2 separate regions of the Homo sapiens genome follow, and region 1 is linked to region 2. The links are chromatin loops, found by intact Hi-C in ENCODE. Cell type or tissue: mammary epithelial cell. All regions are shown on one strand.

Region 1 (8,000 bases), 370 kb after region 2:
CTACGTGCTGACTTTAAGAGGTTTTTTCATTATTTCATCTAAAAAGATACTTCATGTGTTGCAGCAATAGTGATTTTCCCTTATTGTTAATTCTTAATTTTCCTCTCTTCTATTTTAAAGCTGAAATAATATCGTTCATTTTGGAAAAAATTCAGACAGGGAGAAGTGATCTTATAATAAGAAGTTTTCAGTTTCATGCTCCTTTTGCACCCTCGCCCACCCCCAAACATTCTCCACCTTGTGGGGTGCTCCCAGCTCTTTCGCCCTCTGGCCTGAGTTCAGCCACAGAAGGCCCTGGAGGGTGGAGAGTGAGGTTGGGGCATTTCTCCTCCTCTCCTAGGACAGTCTAGACATGGGTTCTAGCTGCATTCATCTGTGACTATGACCCTCAGCCCAGCTCCAGCTCTCACTGGATTCTGACAACACTGCTTCTTGTGCCTGCTGCCTTTCAAGCGTAGGTGGTGGTAAATTCCTACTGTCCCTGCTCCTGGGGTGCCTCAGTGCTTCTTGTTGGTTCCCTTAACCCTACTTCACTTCTGTCAATAATTCCTTCATAAATTCTCTTCAGTGGCCACTGCTCATGCCTGCAATCCCAACACTTTGAGAGGCTGAGGGAGGAGGATTGCTTGAGGCCAGGAATTTGAGACCAGCCTGGGCAACATAGTCAGACTCCCTCTCTAAAAATAAAAAAATGAAATAAAAAAAAATCAGCCAGGCATGGTGGTATCCCAGCTAGCAGTGAGCCGTGATTGTGCCACTGCACTCCAGCCTAGGCAACAGAGCAAGACTGTCTCAAATAAATACATAAAATAAACAAACATAAATTCTCTTCCAAGTCCTAGCTGAGTGTGCCTTCGATTTCCTGCTGGAGCCCTGACTGAAGTAGCCTCCCTTTGTTACCTCCTCTGCAAGTATGTGTTCTGTAGTGGGGGAAACACCAGCCTGGCAATTGGTAAATGAGTTTTAGTCCCTATTGATGTACTTGATAGTTTTGTGACCAAAGAGAAATGAAAATCAAACTCTAAGTTCACTGACACTGAGGACTGTGTTTATTTTGCTCTGTACAGTATCCCTCTGGCTGGAACACACTAGATATTCAATAAATAAATGAATGAACAAAGGGGCCCACAATGTATTTGTATTAACGGCTGGGCAGATTGGCTCACGCCTGTAATCCTAGCACTTTGGGAAGCCAAGGCGGGTGGATCACCTGAGGCCAGGAGTTTAAGACCAGCCTGGGCAACACAGCGAAACCCCATCTTTACTAAAAAATACAAAAAAATTAGGTGGGCGTGGTGGTGCATGCCTGTAGTTTCAGCTACTCGGGAGGCTGAGGCATGAGAATCATTTGAACTTGAGAGGTGGAGGTTGCAATGAGCCAAGATCATGCCACTGCACTTCAGCCTGGGTGACAGAGCAAGACTTCATCTCAAAAAAAAATGTATATATATATATATATGTGTATATATATATTTATATATATGTGTATATATATTTATATATGTATATATATTTATATGTGTGTATATATATTTATATATGTGTATATATATATTTATATATGTGTATATATATTTATATATGTATATATGTGTATATATTTATATATGTGTATATATATTTATATATAAGTAAAATTTATTTTTTATATTGTACATATGTTATATATAATTTATTTATATATAAAATACGTATAAATAGAGAATTTTGCAATTTAATTGGTGAGAGGAACTACGGATCTATGTACATGTAGAGATATGAATGTGTGTCTGTGTGCAGCTCCTCAGTTTCATAAGGTTCCAATGCACTAGTCACCACTGGAGGATTATAGATCTTTAGCTGGCCTGAAAATGTAGAGTGACACAGCATATGTATATATATATATATATATATATATATATATATATATATATATATATATATATATATATATATTCCTCATTTTAAAAATGAGAAGTTTGGAATCACTAGACCAGATGATCCTGTCCAGGTATAATGAGACTGTTATTTTATGAAGAATGAGCAGAATGTGGCTTACTCAGGGACATACAACCAGATTGTCATCGAACTACATGCAACTCTTGCCTAGGGAAGGAAGTGTGGCTCAGGGCTCGTCAGGAGGCCAGCCGGTGGCTTTGTTACTATGGCAGCTCTGCTCCCTGGCTCATAAGGCGTCCAGTGGATGATTTGCTATCATCACATCAAAGGGTAACTCTGTAGCGACCGTAATGGGAAGCTGAGGGCTGCTTATCTCCTACAGCCAAAAAGACACAGAAGGGAAGGACCTGTCACTTCTAAGTTCTTTGTCATATTCTTATTTTTCAGCATCATTTAGGTGTAAAAACCTGGCTTTCACAAAGGCACGTACTTTCTGAAAATGGGAAAATCCAAATGAGAGAGACAGAATGGGCCACAGACGAGAACTCTCCCTGAAAATGACATGCCAATTCTCACTTCCATGTCTGCCAGCCTTCCTTCCTGCCTGTCTGCCTTCCTCCTTTGCAGCAGACCATTTCTGAACATCTGCGTTTTCACTGGGCACTGTGCTAGGCACTGGGGATGCTGCTGTCAGCAAAGAGACACCGTCCTTGCCTTTGAGCCACTCCTACTGTCTGGGACATGCCGTCACTCTACATTTTCAGGCCCAGCTAACGATCTACAATCCTCCAGGGGTGACTAGTGCCTTGGAACCTTATGAAACTTAAGAGCTGCACACATACACATATTCACATCTATACATGTACATAGATCCATAGTACCTCTCACTAATTAAATTGCACAATACTCCACTGCAGATATTTTAAAAAATCTTATGCCTTTTAAAATATCCTCAGGGTTTAGCATTTAAGAAATGTTTATTGATGATTATGATGACATTGATAAAATGTTCAGAAGTTGTAACAGCATATGAATCCATTTTTCAACAGAGATTAATAATAAACTAGAAATGGCTTCGTGGGATGCTTTCAAAATGAAAAATAAACAAAGAATTAAGTATTATTTCTGCCTCTATAAGAGACAGTATGACTATAAAAAGTACAAAGAGGTGTTTAATTAAACGCTCATACAAATGATGAAGCAGAAACTCTTACACCCCCTAATATTTTAAATGCTTCAGATAAAAGCCCTGCATTAAAAAATCCAATATAAATATATCTTTAAGTCTATGTAATTAAAAACAAGAAAAACATATGTGAAACCTAGCACCTGTTTATTTAAAATTTTGGACATTTGCCTTATAGGAAAGGAAAAAAAGTTGTTTTAAGGACAGTTTCAATTATTCTAGAGCTCCATCTAGTGAAAAATATCTAATTTATGAATATTATTTTTCACAAACTCAGGGGCATAAAAATGAAAATAAAAATGCTTTATTTGCTTCATTTCATGCATGTTCGTTGTAGAGGAAGGTAGGCTTCCTTACAACACTAGTTCAGGAAAAAAACAGTTCACCAAATTGGAAATAAAATATTATTAAATGAATCCCTATATCACAACTTTTTGCTCTCTCCAAAGAGTCAGCTTTGCTGTATGTAGTTTTTAACTGTAACCCAAAGAGATTGTTCTGATTTCAAAATCCAAGTGCTGACTTTAATCATCAAAGTGATGGTACACCTTTCTTTCAGAGATGATCCAAAGAGTTACAGATGAATGTAAATGGCAGAACACACACCTGCAAAACTGCCTCCCTTTCTTCATCGGAGAGCCTTTTCATAGCTGCTTTCTTAAGGTTTTCCTGGATATAACGATCATAGTCTTCTTGGGCTTTCTTTATTTCCTCGTTTCGCTTACATATGTATTCAGGTGTGACACCATAATCCTAAAAAGATTTTGCAGAAAAAAGTAATCAATATTTTGTATGCAATCTTACATATGGGTACGTATCAACTGATGATGGAAGAAAAAGAAATGGTACAGACTAAATCCTTTGTTCAAAACCCTGTAAATTGACAAAATTCAGTGACTTTTTTCCCTCCATTGAGAGCTAGTAGATTCCTGCCTTTTAAAATGGAGTTGTTATTGCCCAGGCATAGTGGCTCACACCTGTAATCCCAGCACTTTGGGAGGCTGAGGGGTGGGGGGGTGGATCACTTGAGGTCAGGAGTTCGAGACCAGCCTGGCCAACATGGTGAAACCCCGTCTCTACTAAAAATACAGAAATTAGCCAGGCATCGTGGCATGTGCCAGTAGTCCCAGCTATTCGGGTGGCTGAGGCACAAAAATCTCTTGAATCTGGGAGGCAGAGGTTACAGTGAGCCAAGGTGCCACTGCACTCCAGCCTGGGTGTCAGAGTGTGACTCCATCTCTAAATACATAAATAAATGGAGTTGTTATTGCAGTTGCTTGTTTTCCCTTTTCTGAATGTTTCCCACGCCTGCTCCTGGCTGATACTTTACTCCTAAGAGTTGGCTTTTCTACCTTCTACGTTCTTCAGTTTTTACCTGAAATATCTTGAATAAGATATTCAAGAGTTGGCTTTTCTACCTTCTACCTTCTACATGCTTCAGTTTTTACCTGAAATATCTTGAATATTTTGAAGTCTCTTTTTCGTGGTCTCGTTAAAGAAAAGACAAAGTCTTTGAAAACTTATGCCTCCATCCTGTGCCTATAAAACCCCCCGAGACCCTAGCAGGCAGGCACACAAATGGCTGGACGTCGAGAGGAACACATCAATGGAAGAACGTATAAGTGGAGGCTGTTGACAGGGGCGTGCCAACAAAAGAGCACACCAATGGGCACCAGCATGCCGGCAGGCCATCGATCAGTGGAACAACGCAGAGTTTGGCCGGGGTGGTGGGAGGAGAGCCCGGGCCACAGAGCTGCCCGGCTCCAGGGAAAAACCATCTCCCTTCTGGCTCTCCCATCTGCTGAAGCTACTTCCACTCAATAAAACCTTGCACTCATTCTCCAAGCCCACGTGTGATCCAATTCTTCAAGTATACCAAGGCAAGACTCCTGGGATACAGAAAGTCCTTTGGAAGCCCTCTGTCCTTGTCATAAGGCAGGGAGTCTAATTGAGCAAACACAAGCCACCTATGGACAGCTAAACCAAAAGAGCACCCTGTAACACACGCCCACTGCGGCTTCAGGAGCTGTAAACATCGACCCATAGACCCTGCTTTGGAGTCAGAGCCTCACAACCTGCCCTTCGGCATGCTCCCCCTAGAAGTGTGAGCAGTGGGGCACTGAAGAAGTGAGCCACAGCCCTATGGTACACTCTGCGAGGGGAATAAGGGAATTTTCCCATGTCACAACGACTGACAGTGAAGCCATCAGCTGTGATTCTTTCAGCTTAGTAAATGCGTTTGATTTCACCATCTATAGAAACAGAATTACTATGTATTCCTTCTTCAAAAGATGTTTGAGAATGTACTTGGTGCTAGGAATACTAGTGAATAAAAAAGGCAAAGTTTCCGTCTTCAGGGAATTTGCATTCTATGGTGACAGAGACTCACCAAAAATAGAGAATGAAATAATATGTATGTGTTCTGAAGTAAAATAAAGAAGGATAGTGGGGGAAAAGAAAATAATAGGGGCTATTTTAGATAAATAAGGAGGTCGGGGAGGAACTCTCCGAAGAAGCAGCAGTTGGGAGGTATGGTAGTCATTAAAATTCTGACAAATATTCTGTTCTCCTTCTAGACACTTGGTAGGACAACACTTTCCTGTGTTGTCCTCATAAAGTAAGATGTAGCCATATGCCCTGAATTGCTCAGTGTCAGTGGAGGTGACCTCTGCCACTTCTCGATAGGAGTCTTAAGAATTAGTGGATGACTTGCTGTGTCTTTTCCTGTCTGGTCTAGTGACAAGCAATGTTTAGATTTTTCTGGGTCCTGGAAGAAGGACAAGAAGCAGAGCCTGTAACAACCCTCAAAGGGCACGTGGCAAAAGCAAACAATAACACTTTGTTGCTTTAAGTTACTGAAATTTGGGGATTGTTTGTCATCACAGTGTAACTTAACCCATCCTGACTGAACAAGGGATAGAAATCCTAGATATAAATGTGTTCTGGAAGCTGCAGAGGACAATACAAATAGACTCTGGGAGGCCAGTATTCTGGTCAGCTGGTGCAGTGAGTGAGACAGGCCAATCCACTTCAGGAAACACTGAAGGAAACACCTCATTACAGCTTAGTACAATAATGGAGCTTCATCATGATGATTCTGCAGGATCACAGAAAGATTAAATTATATTTGGCATACTCTGTTTAAGAAAGAGAATGACTGGGCGCAGTGGCTCAAGCCTGTAACCCCAGCACTTTGGGACAGCTAGGCAGGAGAACTGCTTGAGCCCAAAAGTTCAAGACCAGCCTGGGCAACATAGTGAGACTCCATCTCTAAAAAAAATTAAATTAAGTGTTTTTAAAAAGAAAGGGAATGGTGTGATACAGTTCAGAAAAAAAACTCACAAATGAGCAAAAGCTTCAATGATCTGAAATATTCCTATGGGCTGAATCACCGGAGGCTAATGCATACTGTTAATAAAATTGCATATATTATACTATTCACTCTTTGTTCTTTTATTAGGTGTCACATTTTGTGTCAAGTGCTCAATATACTTTATATAATTTAATCCTCACTACAACCCTGTGATAAATCCAATGGATTGTTGGAAATCACAGTTACTAAGTGGCAGAGTTAGACTTTGAAAGAATGTCTTTACTGGTATTGCTAAATACCTCATGTGATCATCTATCCTTGCTTGTTTTCAGAAATTGTTTCTCATGGTATGAATGGCATATAATTCACTTGGAGCTGAAATGGGAGTTCACTCATTTTATAAAAATATGACATTGACTTTAAAAGAATTTATTTACTATCTCACCTACCAATGATAGATCTTTAAAACTTAACTCTGATAAGGGAAAAGTAAATTGAGTAAGTCTTTCATGAGCACTGATTGCTTAGTCAGCAACACCAAAAGGGCATTAGGTGCACAGTGCTTTCATGGTTTGGTAAACTCTGGTATTTTTCTGTTTCCATGATGGATACTCCAAATTTCCTGTTGAAGGTAGAAAATGCATTCAAGTGGACAGCTTAGAGAGCAGCCAGAAGGGAGGGGCAGAGTGTGTGACAGGTGGTGGCATGACCAGTAAAGACTTTTCATATGATCATGGAGAAATAATGGACTGGAAGTGGCTTTAAGAGCCATGAGAGTGAGTTTTCCACTTTTCCCTATCCTGTGGGACAACGACTATAAAACAGTTTCCAGGGGCCACAGAAGGAGGAAGTACCTGGAGAAGCCTGAAGTAACTTTATTGGCTTATCCTGGGAACTCCTAGATTCCTGAGAAGACAGTGTCCTCTGAAAACAGCCTTGAGGGTCCTGTTTTGATTTTCCACTGGCATTGGATTTATCATGGTAGATCACTGGACTCTTCAATTTTAGGTCCCTGTACATCACTATTGCAATTTCTTTTCTTTTTTTCTTTATCTCTCTTCCTTTTTCTTTATCTCTCTCTTCCTTTTTCCTTCCTTCCTTTCCTTTCTCCCTCCCTTCCTTCATTTCTTCTTGATGCAACTTATTATTCTTTAGAATTCTGCACTCTTTTTTTTTTTTTTTGACACCGAGTCTCGCTCTGTCACCCAGGCTGGAGTGCAGTGACGCGACCTTGGCTCACTGCAACCCCCGCCTCCTGGGATCAAGCGATTCTCGTGCCTTAGCCACCCGAGTAGCTGGGATTACAGGCACACACCACCACGCCTGGCTAATTTTTGTATTTTTAGTAGAGATGGGGTGTCACCATGTTGGCCAAGATGGACTTGAACTCCTGACCTCAAGCAATCCTCCTGGCCTTCTAAAGTGCTGGGATTACAGTTGTGAGCCACTGTGCCCAGCCTGCATTCATATTTTGTGTGTTTCAAGCACTTTTAAGCTTTATAAGTGCGCAAAATAAAGTAGCATTAAATAAGATTTTTTGTAAGCTTTTTTATTTTAAAGATCTGTATTTGGCTGGGTGCAGTGGCTTATGTCTGCAATCCCAGCACTTTGGGAGGCTGAGGT
Region 2 (8,000 bases):
TTGAGATTTGGGTCTATTTTCAACATTAAAGGAACTAGGTGAAAAGGCTCCAAAGTCTACTTTAGTGAAACAATTTCATAGTTTATAAGAGCTAGGTTTTGGGAGGGCACAGTGGCTCACGCCTGTAATTCCAGCACTTTGGGAGGTTGAGGCAGGCGGATCAGGAGTTCGAGACCAGCTTGGCCAACATGGTGAAACCCCGTTTCTACTAAAAATACAAAAATTAGCCGGGTGTGGTGGCACACGCCTGTAATCCCAGCTACTTGGGAGACTGAGGTGGGAGAATCGCTTGAACCTGGAAGGCAGAGGTTGCAGTGAGCCGAGATCATGCCACTGCACTCCAGGCTGGGTGACAGAGTGAGACTCCATCTCAAAAAAAAAAAAAAAATGCGGCTAGGTTTTAAAAAAAACGTATTTCCCTAAATAAATAAGCATAGCAATCTATAAAGTGTGCTACAAAGAAATTTAAAGTGTTTCAGAATAAAAGTTAATGTGGCCAGGTGCGGTGGCTCATACCTGTAATCCCAGCACTTTGGGAGGCTGAGGGGGACGGATCACCTGAGGTCAGGAGTTTGTGAGATCAGTCTGGCTAACATGGTGAAACCCCGTTTCTACTAAAAATACAAAAAATTAGCTGGGCATGGTGGTGCACACCTGTAATCCCAGCTACTCGGGAGGCTGAGGCAGGAGAATCACTTGAACCCGGGAGGCGGAGGTTGCAGTGAGCTGAGATCGTGTCATTGCACTCCAGTTTAGGCAACGAAAGTGAAATTCCGTCTCAAAAACAAACAAAAAAAACTAATGCTACTATCAAAGAAAAGATAAAAGAGCATCTAAAATTATTTATTGGTGGAACATTTTTGTTAACGAACTCGACACTTCTAAACCATCTGGATATGGCAGTGCCGTTAAGGCTATGACCATCAAATTCAATTTAGCTTAGGCTAACCCTCACTGAGCACACATACAGCCAACGTTGGGGTAAGAGGGAGGAGGAGAAGTCTTAGAGATATGACAAAAGCATGGGGAAGAGATGCCAATTCAAACCTGGGTGATCTGAGCTAATAATAGTCGGCATAAAACTTAGAATGATTTTTCAAGCTAAGATTTAAAAAAGTAAAATCCAAGATTTAAATTTTTGCTCATTTTGAGGCACTGTCCAAAGAATATGAAATTTGCAGCCAACAGGCAATCGGCTCTGTCAGTTCTCTGAGAGAGCTTCAGCAAAGTACTTAACTTTCCTTATCCATAAAACGGGTTATTAATTCTGCCATAAATTCCCCACTGGGTTATGGTAAGGACTGGTACATTATAAAGTATGTGGTAGATTATAAAGCACGGCATAAGTTTTTGTTATTTTATTATTTTATTTTATTTTTTGAGTGGAGTCTCACTATTCTGTCGCCCAGGCTGGAGTGCAGTGGTACGATCTCAGCTCTTTGCAACCTCTGCTTCCCAGGTTCAAGCAATTCTCCTGCCTCCGCCTCCCAAGTAGCTGGGCTCACAGGCACCCCACCACGCCCAGCTAATATTTTTGTATTTTTTTTTGTAGAGATGGAGTTTCACTGTGTTGGCCAGGCTGGTCTTGAACTCCCAACCTCAAGTGATCTGACTGCCTCAGCCTCCCAAAGTGCTGGGATTACGGGCGCAAGCCACTGCACCCGGACTATTTTATTATTTTTTAAATTACCTCACATCGTTACTCAAATAGTGGAAGCAAAAATCTCTAAGCTTAAGTACCAATGGCATCACATTTTTGGGAAAAGCCAATATATGAAAAAGACATATAAAGATGATAAGTACATGATTTCTCTTTATAAAAGATGTAAGATGATAAAGTATATGATTTCTCTTTATAAACAGACTATTTGCTAAGACTCAGCCTGAATTAGTATTAAAGAAGGGCTGGGTGCTCATTGCATCGTCCTGTCATATCACCACTGGCACTGAGCCCAGAGCTCCCAAAGGGAGAAACTGGGTATAGGGAATGGTCACCTCTTCCCTTTGGGTAAATTTCAGGGAGCTAAGTTCCCCTGTATGGACAATGTAATCCAGCTATATCTTACCAAATCTAACACTTCTAAATCATCTTGATATGGCAGTGCCAATAAGGCTGTGACCATCAAATTCAATTTAACTTAGGGCTAACCCTCAACTGAGCACACACGCAGCCAATGTTGGGGTAAGATGGAGGAGGAGTCTTAAGAGATATGACAAAACTATGGAGAAAGAAAGTTAAGATGAAACCCTGAGTGTAGGTAACAGTCGTAGCATTTTTGTATTACTAGTAATGAGTGGTATAAATTAGAGAAGTGTAGGAAGTCAGGATTTTAGAACACATTGTAATATCTGCTATTCACCGTGAGATTACTCATGAACAGCTCACATTGTTGAGGTTTGTGTTTACTTATAAAAGAAGTTGAAATTTATTTTCAGGACTTACTATGCAGCTTTATAAAGTGGGGGGTGGGAACAGTAAACAAAATACTGTTAATGAGTAATATTCCAAATTTAAAAACAAAATGTATTCATTTTGTTTTGTATGCCTGTATGCCTCCTGCAACCTTAGTATATAGCAGGGGTCCTCAACTCCTGCGCTGCAGACTGGTACTGGTCCATGGCCGGTTAGGAGCTGGGCCGCACAGCAGAAGGTGAGCAGCGGGGGAAGGAGGGCGAAAGTCAAATAAGATAGGAACTAATTAGAGAGTACTTTTATTCTTAGTAAATAAAATTATTTATTTACATCAATCTATATGTATATAGAATTATACAGATCTTTATTTTCTATTTTAGCCAAAATCTTCTCTTTAATAACATAATTGTTTTATTTCTATACTTCATAACTAGGAAGAAATATTAACAGATATATCCAGCACATTTTTTTACTACTCCAATGTAATCTGATTATATTGTTGTTATTATGTAGGAAGAAAATATGATGCCACTGTTCTGATAAGATCGCATGGGCCTGTGAAACAGCCACAGGTTGTAAGATTTTTTTACATTTTAAAACTTCATAAAACAATCATTCGTCATCAGTTGCCTTCTATAAAATATCTATTCTAGATGATGTATAAGATTCCATCTACAACAGGAGTCTACTATTTGCTGAGCTTGGCCTTAGGGGTATAGATATGAATATGGGTACAATTTAGGTTGAGATTCCCCACAATGTTGACAACTTGAATATATCCGATTTATAAAAAAAAACATAAGCTGTGTGGAACTTTTTAAAAAAGCTTTTAGTGTCACCTATCCAATTAAGTGTTTTCTCAAGAAACATTTTTAAAGCTATCAATAGCTTTACAATTGATAGCTTTAAAAATGTTTCCGTAGAAAAGAAACAACAGTCCTCAACAGCTTTAAAAATGTTCCCGTAGAAAAGAAAAACTCAACTAGTACTCAAAGAGAAGCATATTATATTGTAAAATGATGGAGAACTCTTTTCATAAACCCATGGGACACCAGGGGGACTACAAGTATGGCCTTGGTTGGTGGCAAAAAGAGAAGGAAAAAAGCCCCTGCATCGCATGCCTCCAGGGGGCGCTCTTCACAGGCATTCCATATAAATGGCGTGCTCCCTGGAGCTGTGCTCTGGGACGAGGCTGAATGAGGCAAACCTAGAGACCCTGTCTCTTATCACTTACTATGCGATTTTAGAGATGTTATTTAGCCTCTCTATACCTTAAATTTCTCACTTATAAAATGAAGATAATATTAAGGACATAAGTCATCACCTGTTAGCAGATGATGTTTTAGAGCTGCACAGTCATGATGAGAACTGTATTGTTGTGCTATACATTTAACCAGCATTTCAAAATTGTCTTTCAGCCATTATCTCAACAAATACTTACTGAGTGAATTCTTTATGTGCCACGCAGTGTTCTAGGCATTAGGGACACAAAAGTGAACCAAAGATTTTAAATCTCTGCTCTCATGTAGTTTATGTTTTAGTTCTACTGAGAAACATGTAACAAAAAAACAAAACATGTCAAGTGGAAACAGTAATACGAAGATAAATAAAAAAGCTTAAGGGAAGAGAATGTCCGTTTCTGTGTCTGTGCGTGGGATACCTGTTTTAGATAGGTGAGTCACAAAGCCTGCTTGGATAAGATCTTTGAGCAGAGACCCAAATGTCATGAGGAAGACAGAGGCTTGTTAACTATCTGTGGAATGTATACCAGGGTTAGAAACCAGCTGTACCTGTCCCTGTAGCAACACACACCTGACAGCAAGGAGGCTGGTGAGGCTGCAGATGGGATGCACATGGAAGATTGTGATAGGAGATCACGAAGTAGGATCTCTCTGACACCATCAGAGAGGGAGTTGTGAGGCAGACCATGGAGGGCCTTTCAGATCACGGGAGGATTTTGCATGCTATTTTGGGTGAGATGAATGGGAAGGAAACAGAGGGTTCTGCACAGAGGAGTGGTGTGATCTAATTGACATTTTTAAAAACATCACACTGGCTGCTGTATGGAGAACAGATCTGGGGTGGGAGGGAGCAGACAGAAGACTCAACAGGACAGGTGCCGGCAACTGTGGCACACGCTTATAATTTAAGTAACTTCTCTAAATCTGTTCCAGGATTTATAGTATGGCAAACTAACTTGACAATGAAGAGGTCTTTTCTCTCAGTACACGTTAAATTTACAAAGAAATATGTTTTAGAAAGTAAAAGCACTGTTTAAATGAAAGGTTGGTAACTAATTATCAAAACTGTTCCACTTGGTTTTTCATTCACCTGAATCAACAATTAGGTATAATTTGCTTCGCTGATTTCCTTAATCTCAGGAATTTGTTTCATCAAAATAAAAATTTGAAATGGGTACTAGGTACATGAAGTTTTTGTTTTTTTTTTAAAAAAAGGAAAATTGGTACTAGAAATAACTTTTAAAGAGGTTTGTGAAAGCTCTGGTTGAAGCACAGCTTATGAGATTCACTAGAAACATTTTAAAATCACAGTGTAAGACTTCTATGCCTATTGAACTAGAAATAATACTTTTCTGGAAAGATTTCTTATACATTTGGCATATTAGCCAATGACTCTAAATGAGCTCACCTATAAATGGGATGGAAGCCAAAGAATCGCCAGGCGGACTGGTACTCGAGGCTTTTCTTTCCTCCATTCTTTTTATGTGGACCTCTCGACGTGCATCATTGGGCAGCCAGCAGGTAGTGTCTGACCCGGTCTCCTGGTCATTTACTGCCAAGATGTAAGACTGATGCCTTAAAGGCTGCGGTGTCTGGCGTCCAGATGGAGGTTTTTCCCTTAGGATGACAGCTTCTTTATTATCTAAAGTATCTGATTGCTCAGTTTCAGCCTCTTGTAAACTTAAATCTTGATTCCTTTGACTGACAGGTAGTTCTAAATCTGAAGTACCAGCGTTTTCACTCGACTGAGGGGCAGGCTTGGCAGAGGCTCCAGATAAAGAGGGGGATTTCCCAGTCTCCACTTGCTGATCGGGGGCACTGTCAGTCCTTACCCATGTCTGCTGATTCAACAGACTGTTCTGATGCAAGTGATTTACTGGTCTTTGGTCTTTGATAGAAACAAATGATTTCTGGCTAAATGATGGTTTTGTGACATGCGTGGAAGGAGCTTTCAGAGAATTACTTCGGACTTTCACAAGAGGTGACCTGTCTTGTGAAATACCCCGAGGCAGTGACATTCCACAAGTAGTCTGAAAATTTCTGTTTGACTGCAATGTTTTTAGATCTGGTGGAATTTTTTTAAACTGCGACACAGATCCCACTCCTCTACCACTCATTCGCCTGTTATCAGAATTAACAACGCTTGGAGCCACAGTAAAATTGGAACCTCGAAAAGATTTATGAATTTCTTGCTGCCTAGGTCTTTCACAAATACCTCGTCTATCATCCTGTTCAGTAAACCCACTCCACTTGTAAGTCTGTTTTTTCTCTCCATTGGAATCAGGTATTGGAGTTCCAGAATTGACATTTTCTAAGGTTTCATCCTGTCCCTCAATATAATCCCATGAACGAGTTCTATGATTACTAAAACTAACAGATGGAGACGTCAGTGCTCCTTGAGATGCACTTCTTGGACAATACTTCATTAGCACAGAATCTTCCAGTCTTTCTTGGGACACACTGCGTTGCCGTATCTGGACAGACTGGGGCACTCGATCATGAGAGGTGCTTCGACGTCGTCCCTGCAAAGTAGTGCGGTTGGGGACGACCTGGTTATAATCTGTCGTGCTTTGAGATGCTGCTCTTAAACTATCTAATCTTTCTTGTATTGTCCGACAACCTATGTGCAATCGTCTGTTATCAATATACTCTTTGTAAGTTTTATAGTTTTTCCAGTCTATGTGCTGATGGGAATTTGGCGAATAGTGATTAACAGATACAGAGGGAGCCTCCACAGCTTGAGATCTGCTGCTTGAGATTCCATCAGAATGTCCACTGTAATTTCCAGACTTAAGTAAAATTCCAGAAGGTTCCAGTGATCTGGAGCCTGCAGGCTGATGAATTAGATGAGTGGTGGGAATTGATAATGGTGGTGATGTGGTTCTTGACACTGTTTTTAAAGAGGTCTGCTCACTCACGCCATACCTCACTTCTTCAGTTCTATGTGAAGGACCTGTATGGTTGTTTCTATTGGATAACAAATCTACAACCTTCTCAGAAGGCACAATGACAGTCCTTACACTTTCATTGCAAACACACACTGCTGTGTTTGATTTTGCAACATCTGTTGGTGATGGAGGCACTTGTATTTCCATTCTATAGGCCCTACCAGGTTGTGTCAGTACTGGTGTACTGGTTTGCTGTTTGCTCAATGATGAGTCAGGAGGAGATATTTCAACTGGCTGTGCCATGGCTGATGGGGCAGATGGCAGCCAGGGATAGCAGATTGGTGGAGGTTCAGGTATATTGCGGGCATTGCCGCTATAAGCTTCGTTGCCTTTCAGGTAGGCATCTTGAGAATATGCCTGTATAGAAATGAGAGGAAGGTGTCACTGGAAATTCATAAAAAGAATAATAATTTCCATTTTTACAGTGCACTATTTTATCTATGTCCTACCTCGTTCCTGAGTGACATTCACTATAGCATGCATGCAAACACAACATAAGGGTACTCTACAAATCTAGAAAGAGCTAGTCTCTCAGAAATCAAATAAACTGTAGAATCTGCAACACATACAAATTACAATCACCTCTTTGCTCAAAACATGTGAAACTCATCAAATTTCTACCCAACCAATTAGATGTACCCACATTACTTCTAAAATTCTCCCCATTCAAGCCTTCTGAGTTTCAGCAGTTGACAGGTTAAATGGCTGCCAAATAAATCCCAGCAAAGGAAGATTCATGTATTTTGCCAGAGAAAAGGTGAAAATATTAAAAATCTTAAATGCATTTTAAGTACTACTACTATAATAAATTAAGTCTAATTTATTTGAAGCATCTTGTCAATTAACCATTACAGAGTCCCTAAGAATAATCCATTTTGACAAATTAAGACCTTCAGCAGCCATGCTAAGTATTTTAATATTTAAAGTAAGATAATATGCAAGTTTAAGAAATAAAGCACATATAATAAAGGCAGAAAAACATGAAAAAAGGTAACTCATCGTTCTGTATATAATTTATATTTTTATTTTAAGCTAATGCAAAAGTATATCATACAAATTTATTTGGTCTCCTTTACTTATTATAAGGAGACATTTCTCTATTACTAACAGGCAGGCATGCAGCCTAAATAGTTTTTTATCAACTATTTGTAAAATTATTCAGCAATATTTTTAAAGCCTTAAGAATAACAGAAATCAACTATAGAGACTTTACAAAACAGAGCTCATCAGTGCAACACAGGGACTATGTTCAGCATCTGAGACAGATGTGGTAACACATCTTCCCCTAATCAAAACAAGCTTAACTCAAGACTATCATCACATCCTGCTCTTTGCATTCGACAGCTTGCAAAGCTCAAGTGCAGCCACAAACGTAACAGCAAAGTAGTAGTGACAGGA

The links. A loop is a pair of places that touch in the nucleus more often than their neighbours do. Peaks named below come from ENCODE experiments on the same cell type or tissue, not always from the same donor. Only the 100,000 strongest peaks of a DNase experiment are listed, where the experiment ranks them.
Region 1: it touches region 2 in a loop (12-fold over the local background); 6 of 110 quality-filtered maps call a loop at or near these places.

Annotation. Positions count from the first base shown.
Region 1 is chr10:24,986,793-24,994,792 of GRCh38, forward strand. It overlaps ENKUR (enkurin, TRPC channel interacting protein), which reads right to left. Exons shown (of 6, transcript NM_145010.4): 4 at 3,671-3,817. It also overlaps a transcript of THNSL1 not described here. Among named protein-coding and RNA genes, the nearest start is that of ENKUR, 25 kb to the right of the region's middle. In mammary epithelial cell, no CTCF peak of the experiment used is centred here; no DNase peak of the experiment used is centred here.
Region 2 is chr10:24,614,411-24,622,410 of GRCh38, forward strand. It overlaps ARHGAP21 (Rho GTPase activating protein 21), which reads right to left. Exons shown (of 26, transcript NM_020824.4): 9 at 5,063-6,959. Among named protein-coding and RNA genes, the nearest start is that of ARHGAP21, 110 kb to the right of the region's middle. In mammary epithelial cell, a CTCF peak has its summit at 3,537 (motif pointing right); a DNase peak (open chromatin) is centred at 4,141; H3K27ac peaks cover 1,493 bases.